Regions from separate parts of the Homo sapiens genome. Here region 2 is linked to region 1. Evidence: chromatin loops called from intact Hi-C (ENCODE). Cell type or tissue: chondrocyte. All regions are shown on one strand. Each heading gives the region's core, and the rest is flanking DNA. Links, peaks and the distances in the headings are about the cores only.

Region 1 (8,680 bases), core at 25-8,024:
AAACTTTATGAGGCCTTAACAAAAGGTTTTATCTTTAGACCATGTTTTCCTGACAGCACCCTGGATTTGATCTCTGCTCAGAAGCCACATCTTAATTTTAGCATCATTTGCCATCTGGAGAGGCTGGGAATGAGAAACAGTTTTCTTTTCCAACCTAGCAAGTCCTGGAGACTTTATATATAACAGTGCTTTCTTTAGCTCATCTCTCTTCCTTGCATTTTACTACAGGCAGCTAGGAAGCAGACAGAAGGCAAAGCACTTTCAACCCTCTTTCTGCAAAACTCTTTAGCTAGAATATAGGTATATTTCCTATTTTCCATTTTACTGCAGGAGACATTATTGCTAAGCTTTCTGCCACTACATGAGTCCCCTTTCCTCCAGCTTCCAAAAACATTTTCCTCTCTTTTCTTCAAGTTCTCACCAACAGCCTTTTCAAGGTCACCAGGCTTCCTCTGATAGCTTCCTTGATCTCTTTTAAGTTTTCAGTAACACTCCCCTAAAGACATTTCCCATTTCCACCTGCCTCTGACCCTAAAGCTATTGCCACATGTATTAGGTTTAGTTTTAGCTACGCTTCAATTCCTGGAACCAAATGTGATCCAGCTATCTACTGCTGCCAATAAAATCACCCTAAAACTTAATGAATTGAAAGCATGACACTTATTTTGCTCAGAAACCTGCAATTTGAGGAGTATTCTGTGTGGATTGCTCATCTCTGCTCAACTCAGCCTTAGCAGGGGCACTTCAAAAACTGAAGGCTAAATTCACATTTTGTCTCTGCTCCATGATATTTGAGACCTCAGTGGGTAGACTTAATATCTGTGGATAACTTGTAGGCTATGACCTGAAATCCTCTGAAGGCTTGTTCACACTCATGTCTAATGGTCGATACTGGATGTTGGCTGAGATCTTACTGGGGCTGTTGGCCAGAACACCTACATATAAAGTCTATGTGTCCTGGGCTTCCAAACAACATGGGTGGCAGGTTTCCAAGAACGTGAGAGAAGTAGTGAGCCAGGAAGAAGTACTGCCTTTTATGAATTAGCCTCAGTAGTCATGTATATGGACATAGAGTGTGGAATAATAGACACTGGAGACTCAGAAGGGTGGGAGGGTAAAGGCAGGGGTGAGGGATAAGAAATAACTAAATGGGTACAATGTACATTATTTGGGTGACGGTTACACTAACAGCCCAGACTTCACCACTAAACAATAAATCCATGTAACAAAACTGCACTTGTACCCCTTAGATTTATATATTTTAAAGTCATGTATGGCACTTCTGAAGCATTCTTTTTATTGAGACAGTAACACAGGACCCATAAGTTCAGGTGGTAGTATTTTAGAAGAGCACGTGAGACTAAAAATATTGTTTCTGCCATTTTTGGATAAAACAATCCATGTCAAAAAAGGTTAAATGAAATAATGTACATTAAGAAAGAGATGCTCAACTGGGCACGGTTGCAGATCCCTTGATCCTAGGAGTTTGAGTCCAGCCTGTGTGACACAGCAAGACTCACCTGAGACTAGCCTGTGTGACATAGCAAGACTCACCTCGTTAAAAAAAAAAAAAAAAAAAAAAAGATACTTACCACATGTCAGTTCCCTGCCTCAAGTAAAATATACATTCCTCTTCCACCTTAATCCAAAGTATTGCCTTAACATGAAGTATATGGATGGTCTTTAAAGACATCTTAGATTGAAGGTAAAATCTCATGAGTGTAAATGTATGTATACTTTTTTTCAATGTTGATCAAACCCATCAAGTTCTTAAAATATCAGTGACCAGGAAAAAATAGATATTTCTATGGTCTGTATCATTGAGAAGAGTATTTTTAAAATATATTTTAGGAAAGTGACCTATTTTCTGTAATGCTGAAGGTCAACTTTACAGATGTTTCCTTCAGAAAAATTAGCAGGTGAAAAAAAGTCACATCAATACAAAAAAGGTTAAATTAAAATTTTTTTTCTAATCCAATAGATACAAATTGCATATACTTAAGCAAACACACATTCTCTCTTTGTTCCATCTTGCCCTTAAATAAGCTCTCTCAACTGAAACAGAAATCAGTTTGCAGTAATGCAGCATTCCTATTTCATTAGAGTGGGCATGAAAGAAGCTACATTATGATGGAACTAAAAGCCACTGGTGATTGCGTCGATCTGCCCCTAAGAGTGGTTCTTTCTCAAATTTCAATATACAAGCTCTGCTTTCATGAAGCCTCAAAAGAGCCTGAATGTAGCTTTATGCTACATTTATATGAGTCATAATTCAGAGGTGACCGAGCCATGTGAAGGAGGAAGTAATGAAGCAAAACTCTTCCTCTTCTAAACCAGCCCTAAGCACTACTGTCCTCATTATCTACTGCTTCTTGAGTAACCAAGACTGGAAAATGGAAGAATACACAAAACTGGAAAGAAAAAGAAGAAAAAGTGGGAGTAAGAAAAGGAGGCACAGTGTCACATTGGGGGCATATCAAGCATCTGCCCCTCCAGCCCCTAACATGCCAGAGGGAGGGAAAATGTAACTATCAGAAAGAAAATAGAAATGTTGAAAGTATATATAACTACCTACATTCATTCTGAATAAAAATCTATGATAATCTGTAAAAACTGCAAATTTCCTAGATAACTAACCTTAAACATACAAGGAACATAGGCACTATAAAAAATATTATATTCCAACCATTCCTACAGTGAGATTGATCATTGCAGGGGTAATTGTGTAGACGTATGAACGGCTTACAAGTAGTCCATCCCTGAAAAGTTGTTATCATTCAGCACCTTGAACTATATGTTGAGGGGTTCCCTCAATATGAATAAATGATTGTGAAACTCTTTTAATCTCTCTCCCTCTCATGCTCTTTCTCTGTCTGTCTCTGTCATATGAACACATTTTAATAAATTGGTCATGTCCAAAATTTTATTTTAGGCATTTATTACTCTGTTGCACTTGACTTGATTCAGTCTCAAAAGACCTAGTCCATAGAATAAATAAGCTTTTAAATCAGTAATTGAATAAACAAAATATAACACATTAAAAATCTTACAAATTAAAACAGGGACTTCTGCTTCCATCCATGACAGGCTATCTGGTACTAAAATTGCCCTCCTGCCATAAACAGCTAAAAATCAGGAGAAAAAAAAGATATATACATATGAATGAAACATATATATATGTATAACATATGTGTGAAATATATGTGTGAAATACGTGTGAAATATATATATATAACTATATATATACACATATAAAATAAAACTCAGGCATTTAACAACAGGTGGCAGCATAGGATTATAATCCCTAAAATAAGGGAAACACCGAGCCCCACTATTGCCCAGGGTCTTTCTTTTCCTAGAGGCACTTCTTGAAAGATTGTGAGGAGAAAGGCTGAACCAAGCTAAGCTATCACATGGCAGTCTTGCTAAGTGAAGGAGACAGATATTGAAGTTTGACAAGTCTAAGATAACTGGTATTTGCAGAACCAGAGGGAGCTTCACAAGGAAGCAACTTTGAAACTCTGCAGTGAGGTACCCTTGAGTCTTTTTCTAAATGCTACGTAGTACCTACTTAGGAGAACCTTCATGAAACAAAGCAAAGAACAATTTTTGAGAAGCAGTAAAAAGAACAATCCCCAGAGTTCACACAGAGTTTGGGAGATGTCTGTGTACTGACCAAGAAGAATGTAGAGAATTTACTGAAACCTGGGGCATTCAGTTGAAATCCAGGAGGATTACACCTTTGTAGTAAGATTAAACTAGTCCTAGCGTTAAAGCTACTCTAGACCTTCCCTTACAAAACTTAAAAACAACACTTAAAAGGAGCAAACTATTCTTCAGTGCTCTTAGATGCCTTCCAAATCAAACTTCAACTCTCCTGAAAGGATGGCAATAAGATCCAGATACTCAATAATGTAACCTTTACAATGTCCAGTGTCTAATAATAAATTACTGGGTATGCAAAGAGAAAAAATATAATTCATAAATGAAAGGGCAGTTTTAAAAAAACAGACTCAGAGAAAGACAAAGATTTGAAAATAGCTATTATAAATATGGTCAAGCACTAAAGCAAATATAGAAATAGTAAACAAATGGAAGCTATATAAAAGAGACAAGTGATACTTCTAGGGCTAAGAAATACAGTATCCAAAATGAAAACTTCACTGGAAGGGTATATTAGGAGATTTTAAAATGCAAAATAAAGGAGTAATAAACTTTAATAAATAAGCAATAGAAATGAATCAAATTGAAGTACAGAGAAAAAAAGAAGCTGCAGAAAAATGAGAACCTCAGTTACCTATGGAACAATATCAAGTTGTCTGATATACATGTATTTGAAGCACCCTAGAATAGAGGAAATAGTGCATGGAATAGAAAAACAACTCTGAAGACATAGTGGTGCACAGAAATTTTGCAGATTTAATGAAAACCATAAACACACAAATCCAAGAAGTTCAGTGGAACAAAAGTAGGATAAAAACAAACAAAAAGCACACCTAAGCCCATTATAATAACATTTCTGAAAACCCATCTTAAGATGGTTTTTCAGAAAAAAAAAAAATCTTAAGATGGCAAAAAAAAAAAAAGTTACAATACAAACAGAGAAAGAGAATTACTCCTGACCTTGTCAGAAACAATGCAAATTAGAAGATAAAACAATGTATTTAATGTGCTGACAAAAATAAGCCAGAAAATCCCCAAAACTGCTTAGAATTCTATGTCCACTGAAAATATCCTTCAAAAATGAAGGTATTTTTAAACTAAAAAAAGCTGAGAGAATTTCATGCTCTATAAGGAATATTAAAAATAATCTTCTGACTGAAAAAAGTAATATCAGTCCAAACTCAGATCTATACAAAGAAGTTACAAGCATCAGCTATAGTAAATATGAGAAAAAAATGTTCATATTAAAAATATTTTCAATGTAATTTATTTAAAATGGACTGTTTAAAGCAAAAAATTACATCGCTACATTGTGAAATTTAAATAGATACAGAAATAAAATGTATGACAACCAAAATAAAAAGGACAGGAGGGAGAAAACTAAAAATACTTTGTAAGATTGTTATTATATGTAATGTGGCATAACAGTTTTTGAAGGTAGATTATGATAAGTTAAAAATGTATATTGTAAATCATAAAACACACCCTAAAAAAAAGCAAAATCACTAATAAGTCATAGAGAAAATAAATTGGAATATTAAAAATAATGAACTAATCAAAAACAAGAAAAAGTAAAAAAAAAAGGAGATGAGCAAAGTGGAAAAAATAGTAAGGTAATAAAATTAAAATTAATTATGTTGATAATTATGTTAACTATAAATGGTCTGTACACTCCAATTTTTTTTTATTTTTCTTTAAGTTTCAGGGATACATGTGCAGAATGTGCAGGTTTGTTACATAGGTATACATGTGCCATGGTGGTTTGCTGTACCTATCAACCCATCATCTAGGTTTTAAGTCCCGCATGCATTAGCTATTTGTCCTGATGCTCTCCCTGCCCTCGCCCCGCAAGCCATGACAGGCGCCGGTGTGTGTCGTTCCCCTCCCTGTGTCCATGTGTTCTCATTGTTCAACTCTTGCTTCTGAATGAGAACATGCGGTGTGTGGTTTTCTGTTCCTTGCACACGCTAATTTTTAAAAGTGAAAAGTTGTCAGACTAGAGAAAAATGTAAGACCCAACTGTACACGATCTACAAGAAATCTACTATAAATATAAGACCCATATATATTAAAGTATGGAAAAATATATACCATGCAAATACTAATCATAACAAAGCTTCAGTGGCTATATTAATATCAGATAAAGTAGCTTCAGATCAAGGAATATTATCCAACATAAAATGGGATAGTTCATAATAATAAGGGAATTCATTCATCAACAAGGCATAATAATCTAGGTGTGCATACATACGCACCTAAAAACAGTTTCAAAATACCAGAAATAAAAACTGATAAAGTGCAAGAAGAAATCAGCAAATCTATAATTATAGTTGGGAATATCAACACCTTTCTTTCAATAATTGGTAGAATAATTAGAAATCAGGATAAAAATATTTGAACAACGCTGTCAAACAACTTGACTTTATATTTACAGAATACTATACACAAAACTACAAATACATATTCTTTTTGAGTGCTCACAGAACACACACCAACACAAGCCATATTCTGGACCATAGAACAACTCAATAAATTGAAAAGGATAGAAACCATTCAGATTCTGAACAACTCAGGACAAAACTATCAGTAAGTAAGAGAACTAGTTTTCGACTCAGAAGATTGACTCTAGTAGCCAGGTCCACTATAACATGCTATCAGGCAAAGGAAAAACACTGCCAACTTCTGAGAAGGTGTCCCTTTTTTTTCCAGGGGCTTATTAGTCAAAATATATATGCAGCAGAATCCATACATGCAGAAATTACTCGTGCCTTTTTGACAAGTAGAAGGCTAATTTTTCTATTTTTAGTAGAGACTGGAATTCACCATGTTAACCAGGCTGGTCTCAAACCTCTGACCTCAAGTGATCCGCCTGCCTCAGCCTCCCAAAGTGCTGGGATTATAGGCGTGAGCCACCACGCCCGGCCACAAGATTTTTAAAGTTTACAAAGAATATATGGCATCTCTATTTTTCTGGGGACTAAAACTTTAATGCTTCACTGATTGAACTTAGACTTTGAGCTAAAATAATCCTCAAGCATAAATTCATTAAATTAAACATATATTTACCAATTGCTTTGTATGTCTAAGCCACAGTTCCCAGTATTGTGGATAAACGAAAGTTGTTAAGGTGAAGCCTAAGCCCTGGGGGAACTGATCTTGTAACATCAATTGTATTTCCAAACATTACCACAGTGGAAAAATTGAAAAATGAAAATTTTAAAAACACCTTTAACAATATTATCTTAAAAGCAGGCAATACTCAGGGAGAAATTAAACAAAATAAGTGCAATACAAATAGATGGGGAGAAAACCTTCAAAATATTGTTTAAATAAATTAAAGAAGATATAAACAAATGGAGAAATATAAAATGTTTATGGATTGGAAGACTCAATATTTTTTAAGGAAATCATTCTCTCCAAATTGATCTATGACATCAATGCAATCCCAATAAAAATCTCTCAGGGTTTTTTTTTTGTGTGTCAAAAATGACAATCTGGTTCCAAAATTTATATGGAAGTTAACAGACTTAGGATAGCACAAAACAATTTCAAAATAGAACAACAAAGTTGGAGGACTTATACTGCATCATTTCAAGACTTACTATAAAGTGAGGATAATCCAGTGTGCAACTGACACAGCAAAGACATACAGATAAAAGAAACAGATAGGAAATATAGAAACAAACACATGACAAATCGAACTTTGATAAAAGTGCCAATATATTTAAATATGAATTTTTTTTCAACAACAGATACCGGAGCAATGAGACATCCATATGGATGTGACCTCTGTCTCACACCATATACAAAACTTAAATCAAAATGTATCAGGGATAAAAAGTTAAAGCTAAAACTGTAAAACTTCTAGAAAAAAACATGGGCTAGGATTCTTCATATTTTTGAAGTAGACAAAGATTTTTGGATAGAGCACAAAACAAAACAAAACCACAAAGAAAAAAATTAATAAATTGGTCTTCATCAAATTTTAAAATTTCTGCTGGGGAGTGAGGGATAAAAGACTACAAATTGGGGTACAATGTATACTGCTTGGGTGATGGATGCACCAAAATCTCACAAATCACCACTAAAGAACTTACTCATGTAACCAAATACCACCTGCTCTGCAAAAACCTATGGAAATAAAAAGATAATAAAATAAAAATAAATAAAATAACATTTCTGCTCTTACTAAAAGGCAAATTACCAACTGCAAGAAAATATTTGCAATGCATGTACTTAACAAGAGTACATACTGTATAATTCCATTCATATTAAATTGATTTTTCATATCAATCTTATATCTTGTGGCCTCACTGAATTAAAGTATTAATTCTAGTAGCTTTTTATTAGATTCATTAGGATTTTTTAATATACACAATTATGTCACCTGACCTCATTTACTTCTTATTTTTCAATCTCTATTTCTTTTTTTTTTCTTTTTTAGAAACAGGATCTCACTCTGTTGCCTAGGCTAGAGTGCAGTGATGTGATTATAGCTCACTGTGGCCTTGAACTCATGGGCTCAAGTGAGCCTCCCACCTCAGCCTCCCAAGTAGCTGGGACTACAGGTGCATGCCACCATGCCTGGCTATTTTGTCAACATTGTTTATAGAGACAGGGTCTCACTATAGTGCCCAAGTTGGTCTCTAACTCCTGACCTCAAGTGATCCTCATGCGTTGGCCTCCCAAAGTTCTGGGATTACAGGCATGAGCCATCACACCCAGCCCCAATCTGCATTTCTTTTCTTTCTTTCTCTTACCTTATTTCACAAATTAGATCTCCAACACAAAGTTGCATAGAAGTGGTGAAAATTAGGGGAGGAGCCAAGATGGCCGAATAGGAACAGCTCCGGTATACAGCTCCCAGCGTGAGCAACGCAGAAGACAGGTGATTTCTGCATTTCCATCAGAGGTACCCGGTTCATCTCACTAGGGAGTACCAGACAGTGGGCGCAGGTCAGTGGGTGCGCGCACCGTGCGCGAGCCGAAGCAGGGCGAGGCATTGCCTCACTTGGGA
Region 2 (8,680 bases), core at 539-8,538, 270 kb after region 1:
TAGGCAACCATTCTCTGTCTCTTTTGCTTTACCCCTCAGAGAAAAGTAACTAACTACCAACACTACTAAAATAAATCCCATCCCTTATTTAAATGTCTATCTAAAATGGCTGTTCTGATATGGGAAGACTACACAGGTGCCAGCATGTGCTTGTTTAGGACATAAGTAACCAACAGCATGTGTGTACACTGTTCAGTCACTCATTACTGGTTAGCGTTTCATGCTCGAAATAAGAACGTGTCTCCAGACACCTTCCTTATGCTTGGGATTTCCTGTGGGGTCATGACTTACTGCTAAAGTGCTGTCTCCAACATTGGTGGTGATGAGCCCTTCGATAGTGCCATACTCCACGTCTCGGGGATTGAGGCGTTCTTGGTTGCGCCTTTTAAATTTTCGGAGAGCAACTCCCAGCAGGCAGGCTAAAAGACATACTGCGAACACTACAGAGAGAATAATGAGGCCAACCTCCAAGTGGAAATTCTGTGTTCCAGGGAAGGATTTTCCTGGAGTTGGAGGGAAAAGGGGGAATTAGTTGTAAGGATCACTGCTTACTTATTATTAGCATAACCAATATCCTAACAAGTAGCTCCTGATCCTGACCACACAGTCTCACAACTCACGAAGTATTAAAACTAAAACACTTCCTAATGCCTGGCCAATGGCCCAGACATTTTAACCATCATTCAATTAGACACAACTAGAATTTGAAAAAATTCCACTGAGAATCAATTGCATTAATGTATGAATGTGAGAGTGCTTTTAAAATATAAAGTACTGTACAAATCTTTGATATTACTCTCATTAACTTGGATTTGGTATGTTTCGCCATCAAGCCCTTACAGACACTGTACTATCCTTAAGAGAAAGGGCTACCTGAGCTAAAACCAAATTACCCATCTGTGGTCTCTGTCTTTAATATATCCTGGGTGTCTACTGCTGGTTTCTCACTGATTTTTTTACATCACAATTTCTGCCTAGGAACCCATTCATTCCTCTCTTCATTTACTCGCTTATTCAGACATTCATTCACTGATTCACTCCCTGGGTTCAGACCTCTCCATGACATTATGTCATCAGGCCCTGTTCTTCCCTACAGAGGCCTTACCCATTTCCATATTACTGGTCTCTTCAGCCATCCAATCACAAGCTTAACTTCCTTTACGTATTTGTTTAACTTTCCAAGCCCAACTAATCAACAGCTTGGCATACATCATACTCCATGGCATATGTCATTTGCATGAGAAAGTGTAAAACTAACAAAATGCAACGCTGAATTATAAATACTGTGGCCACGCTAATCAGATTAGAATGTCCTTAAATTCAAAAAAAAAAATCTTCTATTAAAACTCAAGGTCTAGCAGAGTGATCTGCAGATTAGAAACTTCACAGTTGGTATAATAATGTTTGTATGAATTCAGACATTTGTTTATGTCCATCCACCCAATTAATAAAAATTTAACTCACAAAGTATAACAGTAAATTTTATTCCATCAAGGACCCTTTTAGTTTTAACCATGTAAATACTTGATCTCCTTTAAAACCCTCTTTGATTATTCAATCCTATTTGCTTGTCAGAATTTAACCTTTTCCATATGCCTTAAAGTCATCACCATAACTTCAAAATTACTAGAACATGATCTTGCATCAGCTTTTTTGTTCTTCTGCCTCCTTTCTTGCTGGCTGACATTTCTAGTTTTGGATGCTCGTCGTTACCTCTCCTCCACTTTTTGGTTTGTTTCTTTTTTCTGAGTGCAAAATTAAATAACTAAACCTATTAAAAATGTACTATATGGTAAGAGAATAAATTTGGCTTGGAATGAGTTTACATAAATGTTTGCAGAGACTTTAAGATTGCAATTTAGGGCTCATTTAATAGGGAAACAGTTTCAGAGCTGGACTGGTTTCCTTAGCATATGCAATCTGTACTGATGGTAGAGAGAAGATTCCACAAAAACTACAGGGTTTGTGCGAAATCTCATCCTGCTTCAAATTTCAGTGATAGGGTCACTGGGCATCAGATATGGGAGAAGAGGTCAGTGAGCCTTCTTTTATCTCCTTCCTCATAAAACAGGAAAGGCATTCCACTCAGTCACCAGTCCGTTCTGTTTTCCTCCCTACACACTTGACACAGAGATGAGTATTTACTAGCAGAATTGTTTCAGAAATTATGAATGACATCATGGGTCAGTAACATAAAAAGGTATTGGGAGCTGTTCACCTGAGTCACAGCAACCAAGAGAAAGCTAACTGGTCAGCTAAGCTGTCCCCAAGATGGACATCACCTTGCTTACATTCCCCAAAATGCCCATCCTTCTTTTAGATGCCAAAAGGCTGTTCCTTTCTCTTCTTCACCCAGGGTGACCTTCCTTGTAGCTCTTCGCCTCTGATTCAAAATGTAGGTGGAATGCCTCATAGCTACTTAGATCTTTAACCCACACGGACCCAGGACAACACTAACAAAACCCCTTGATCTAGAAATAGAAAAGTCCATGGGAACCTTTAGTGGGCAGCTGGGCCGTGATGTTCCTGTTACACCAGTCCCCTTGGCAGCACTCCACGGCTTGGCCAGGGGACGGCGGGGTCTTACAGGTCATCTTTCCCTGCTCATAAACCTGGAAGCAGCCTTTCTGGTAGACGTGGAAGCCATCGTTGATGCTCAGTGAGGAAAAGCACTGCTGGCCTTCACAGTGGTCCTCATTACCGCAGGAGAGACCTTCACACACACACATGTAGAGTTTGGGGTTGACCTTGGGCTTCTCATCTGCAAAGGAGAGAAAGGAAGGGGAAAAAAAAAAAAAAGAGGAATTACCGTATGAGTTTCACCTTCATTGAGGGAATGACCATTCCAAACACCTCTATCAACAGAAAGTCAAGCTAAGCATCACCATCAACCATGAGGTCCACATTCTGTCACCTTGTCACCTAACCAACCAACAAATAATAATTGCCTCTCAACATAGCGATTCATTTATATAAGCTGTGCACCCTTTTAGATCATATTAGGACAAAGACTGGCTATCATCTGTCCACAGACTTCTGAAAATGAGCTTCTCCCCCTGTGGTGTTCATATAACCTTCAGCGTGATTGGCTCTAAGATCCCAATTACTGCATCAAAATAAAATGTTTTACTGGAACATAATGTTTATCACCTTTATTCTATTCCAAAAAAAAAGCTCCTAAATATATGGCAGCTATTAATACTAATTTTTGCTAGCTCTGTACAAATCCCCATCAACTCGTAAAACAAGGAATGCTGACATTCTTGCAGGTACATGGCAGAAATATACTACAAACTGAGTATCCCTTACTCGAAATGTTTGAGACCAGAAAAGTTTCAAATTTAAAAATTTTTCTGGATTGGGGAATAGTTGTATTTATCCTGGCTGAGCATCTCAAATCCAAAAATCCAGAATTCAAAATGCTCCAATGAGCATTTCTATTGAGCATTGGGTCAATGCTAAAAAAGGTTTGGATTCCAGAGCAGTTCAAGTATCAGGTTTTGGGATTTGAGATGTTCAACCTGTAATATAATAAGAGTTTGCAAGGCTGTACAATCTATAATTACAATCCATGGTACCAATATTTCCAGCTAGATGCCTAGACTAACTTTTTCACTAGTGGTAACACTAAAGTTTACATAGATTATAGTGGGAATTAACACCTGCTTAAGAATTTTTGGCTGGCAGGAAAAAAATGGTGCCAAATATGGAGAATGAGGGCACAAGGAGACCAAGAGAACCGAATAATGTTTGAACAGTAAGGTGACAGGTGGGACCACTGGAAGAATACACACCTAGGGAGTTCAAGGTGCAATGGAAAGAGGCAGAAACGGATGATCAGGGAAGCACATCTAATCACTCTGCTTAATTGTCTCTTTCTGAGAATACTTATTTGCATCTGCATTTTCACATTACTCTTTTCTCTTCCCTTGTCAGTATGATTAGTTTAGACTTGCTGGTCCCACAGTTTCTACTAGTGGGGAAGGAAACAGAGGATAAAATGTAAACAGCCAAGTCCTAGAGGCCACTGATTAGTTAGCTGAGGCCACTTTTGCCGAAGCACTGTTCATATTAGGAAATTCAGCTTTCAGAGCTCCCTCCAAAGGTCTATGGCACATAGAGGCTGCCTTCTAATCCCTGAACCCTCAGTAGTGGGTCTAGGAGATAAATGCTTCTTTCTTAAAATAACAGGTTGGGTGGCTGTGCTTTCCAGAGGAGACCTTAAGGTAAGGTCTTTGAAAATGTCAAGTTCATTTACACAGATTTGTGTGGGTGTGTGTAGAGATGTGGGTTATCTCAAAAAGAGAAAAGCATTCTTAATCTTTCTTCTTCCCTCTTCAAAGAAGTGGAAAAATAGTTCACTGCCCACTGTAATGTGGGTGCCTCGTCCCACAGAGTAAGTGCATGCAGACACACAGACACAGCCTTCTATTTATAATTGACTTGCTAGTTCCTTTGAAAACCACAAGGGGCTCATCCAAGAGCAAAGACATGCCTGAAAGCAGAAAATCCAAAATAGCCGCTGACAGTCTATGTATGTCACCAGTCTCACCCCTGAGAATCAAGAGCCCTCAAACATTCTTAATGAGCAAAAGTTTTAATGAGCAAAGAGATAGTCTTTATGTTCCTTGCCTGGAGAAATCCGAAGGAAATTCCAGCACCAATCTATTTCTATGAGGATGAGAAACATGTATATCTGTTGACATAATCCAGCAAAAAGTTTACACTTGCCAAAAGAGAGCTGAAGGATAATATTTCCAGGGAGTCTAGACATGCTTGCCACTCTTGAATGGCACAAAGCAGGCTGAGGGCTGCCAACTATGCTGCCCAACAGGTGATGATTCTTTGGAGGGAAGTGGATGGGTGGAGTGAGGGGGAGAGTTCATGGTGTCAGACTAATTTGCTTGTGATCTATGGCAGAGAATTGAAAAGACTATGCTTAAACCTGAAATAATGCAATTTATGTAAATTTGAAACACAAACATGTATTTTAACATCCCGAGTACTTTTAAAAGATCATAGATACCCCAGGATATATACCTAACCCATTGAAGAGTATGTGCCTGTTGACACTGGTTTGGGGATAAGGGGTTAGCACTGGGATGAAGGAGCAAAATAAAAATAAAGTAGGAGAGAGCTGTTCATGGACTGACAATGAATTGACGAGTATGATTTACTCAGCTCGCTGAACGTATGGGCTGCTAAGAATAACAATAAACCAGCAACGCTAGACTAGAAGAGAGCCTGCTCATCATTGGTCCTAAATGGTCCTAAACGGACAGTCCAGGGAACCAAAGGATTAAGGACACCCATGCTTGTAATTTAAAAATGCCAAATTTTAAAAAAATAAAGTAACAACAACAATCATTTCTCTAATGTGCTCTCAAAATAAACTGTTTTTAAAGTTCCATCCCAAACTAAATTCTAAGTACACAGATGCAGGAAGGGGCACTGCTTTTCCAAGGTCTCTAGTTTTTGACAGGCTGTGCAGGGAGCCTGGCAGACGTTTGGACTATAACCTAAAGAGTTTGCCAGACGTGACAGCCTCAAGTAAATATCACCTTCAGTAAAATTTAACTCATTATACCTAACTCTGTGGTGTACCTAGGCTTTAATCCTGCAGGGTCACAAACTAAATCAAAGAGATTCATCTGTTTATTAAGCACTCTCCTTAAATTCTTTATATACTTCCTGTAGTTGTATGTGGACAACCAGGGATTAACTGCCTGTAAGTTGGTGATTCTTTTCAGTAAGATGTGAAATACCAGGGTTTTCATAACCTACCCTCCACAACTGGGGAAAAAGGCAAGGAAAGACAACTGTTAATGATACGTAATAATTAACTCAATCTCTGATATGAAAGAACCCTGAGCTGAGTCTAACAGCTAACAGGGAAGTACAAAACCTTCACTAACTTCTCTTTCCTATTCTGTTCCTCATCCACTGTTCAATCTTCTTACTTTGTATATTCCCATATAACTAATTAGCAAAGTCCTTCATCATGTATTTATTTTTTATATATACCCAAATATAAATGAAGACCCTAAATTCATAAGAATGACAGGATGACCACACAGGTGCACACACATGCATGCACACACTCACATTCGCTACGTGCCACCTTGGCAATTTCATCTGACAGAGTGGAGTAGATGGAAGTATTTTCTGAACTAGAATTATGAAGTCAACAAAGAAGGTTTAAAGCAAGGTAGTAATAGCATTCTCGGATCTTAATATCCACAATTCTAAGGAAGACAGCGGGACTCCAAATGTCCATGACTCACTTTTTCAGTCTTGTCAAATTTAGGAATAAGCATAACATGTGTGGGCCTGTGATATTTTATTTGGTGTGGGAGTGGGGGTGGGGTTCGAGAATGATCACAAAACCCCTTTCAGGGCCACAGGTATGGGTGTGTGGACTCCTAATCTTTCAGGCTGTGATATAAATACAGTACACATCAAGGAACACCAAGGAACAGATAATCAGATTCTGTGACTGATTTTCAACAGTACTGACAGGAAGCACCGTATCTGATGTAAAGTATTTTACACTTGCCTGTGCGAATATCCAGGAAGTGCCCTGGCAGAAGGCAGAAAGTCTACTCCACCTAATTGACATTCATTTGAATAATTCAGTAATTTAAATGTCAAGCCAGAGGTATTCCCTCTCTGCAGAGCTCACCCACATTGTTTGTTCTAGAAGGCACCTCCCGGCATTACTCAGTGTTATGGCTGGCACTGCGTGCCCTTTGTATCACCAGAGCCAGAGCCGTGTGAAAACACTCGCAGCCTGGGCTGGCTGGGAACAGCAGGGAGTTCTGACCACAAACAGGGACTGCTTCGGAACCGCCAGGGAGAATACGGGGCTGGCTCCACAAACCAGCGGTGCAGGCTGGGAATCCCAGGAGTTCACCATGGCCAGCTCTTTAAAAAGATTTTTCCTGCTCTGTATGATCCTCAGTTCACCACCTGGGCACACCTCCTCCGAGTCTAATGCCGGACTAGCAGAGAGAGAGGCAGACCAAAGAACATCGTGGACTTTTAAAAACTGTCCACAATTTGGTATAATCTTGTACTTCATGGTAAAAGTATTCACATTTATGTTTAAGTGGGACTTTAGCAATCACAACACTGTGGACTTACCTATTCACGCCTGCCCAGTCATGCACTCTGCAATGCTTTAAGGCATTGAAACTGAGTATTACTCTAAATGGTGCACAAAAACCAACATTTCCCACTAATGTCTTTGACATAAAAGACAAATAAGAAAATGCTACAAGTAAACAAACCGGCCCATGGCCATGATTTGTCCTAGAGGGCAGCAAAAGGAACAGGCTGAATTTTTTACAAGTTCACCTCAAAGTAGTACAAATCATAATGCAGAAATTAGACTGTAATTATAAAAGTCCAATAGCTCAAAATTTGTATAGCTAAAAAAGGAACTCAAGTATCCCTGGACTCCTTCCAACACTCTAAACAATTCATTCATTTGAAATGGCAAGCTTATATGAGGTTTATAGATTATAGGAGTCCTTCCATCGTCTCCTAATCCGGGAGCACAGTTTGGCACCTCTCCAGAATTGAAAGCATTTGAGATCTCTGGCATTAAACAAAGGCTTTAAGAAGGATTTTGCAATGCTAGGTATCACTGCCAGCAAGCCAGCTCCTAAGACAGAGACACAAAGGTCCGTCTGGAATGCCTAGTGAGGGGCATTTGATCCTCTGACAAGAGGACAGGCTATACATTCAGGGATAAAATACACCCAGTGCCTAAATAATCTCTCATTATAAAACACTCATTTAGGGAACTCAAATCATTTTTTTTCCTTATCCGAGAGACTGACACCTAGTTGTTGTAAAGCCAAGAAGAAAATGTATTTCAGCAGTTATGGGGGCAAATAGAGGCATTCAAAGAAGATTGCATATAAATTGAATATCAACAACAAAAACTTCCATGATTTTGAACTCCAGATGTATTCTTCCGCCAATGTTCCCTGCCTCAGGAAATGGCATTCCCATTCATTCAGATACACAAGCCTGACTCTCTCGGGCTTCCATCACACTCAAAGTAGAGACCAGTCATTAACCTGGCCTACAACTGCTGGCTGACCTGATCCTTGCATGCTCTTCAGTTTCCTCTTCAGTTACTGGAAGTTCTTAAAAGACCTCTTCTTCCTGCTTAGGGATCTCAGGTCCTTTTAAGTATGGAATTCCTTCCACTTTGAATGCTTATCTCCCTCCAGTCAACACCTCTCCACCTAGTCAGTGCCTTTCTACTGTGCAGATTTCACCTTACATGTTACTTCCTCAGAGAAGCCTTTGTTCACACACCCAGATTTAAAGTAGGAACCCCCCTTTAGCTACAGCCATACTTGTGTCTGCATGGCTGTTGAATGTCACCTTTCCTATAGATTGTAAGCACCATGAGGGTGAGTTGCATCTATTAATACTTTGCTCACCGTTCATTACATACCCCACAACAGCGTCAGTGGTTGGCAGGAGTGCAAGCCTGACGAATATTTGCTTCAGAATGAATTTTCCCTTCACAGAAAGGATTTAGAGGTGGAAAGAGACCTGATGCTGGTTTTCAGAGCAGGCTGAGCCCATAAAGTCTTTAAATGTCAGCACAGATCTTAAGGCAGGGCTTAGTCACCAAGCCGGCATGCCTGAGCAAACCATT

Evidence for each region. Hi-C counts contacts between places; a loop is a spot of excess contacts. Peaks named below come from ENCODE experiments on the same cell type or tissue, not always from the same donor. Only the 100,000 strongest peaks of a DNase experiment are listed, where the experiment ranks them.
Region 2: it touches region 1 in a loop (3-fold over the local background); 27 of 110 quality-filtered maps call a loop at or near these places.

The regions. Positions count from the first base shown.
Region 1 is chr2:157,506,666-157,515,345 of GRCh38, forward strand. No RefSeq gene overlaps it. Among named protein-coding and RNA genes, the nearest start is that of CYTIP, 67 kb to the left of the region's middle. RefSeq lists an enhancer at 8,138-8,680. In chondrocyte, for the core only: CTCF peaks have their summits at 3,291 (motif pointing right) and 3,499; no DNase peak of the experiment used is centred there.
Region 2 is chr2:157,777,840-157,786,519 of GRCh38, forward strand. ACVR1 (activin A receptor type 1) reads right to left here. Exons shown (of 11, transcript NM_001111067.4): 4 at 2,498-2,761; 5 at 292-503. Among named protein-coding and RNA genes, the nearest start is that of ACVR1, 94 kb to the right of the region's middle. In chondrocyte, for the core only: CTCF peaks have their summits at 4,493, 4,693 and 7,309; DNase peaks (open chromatin) are centred at 2,599 and 6,802.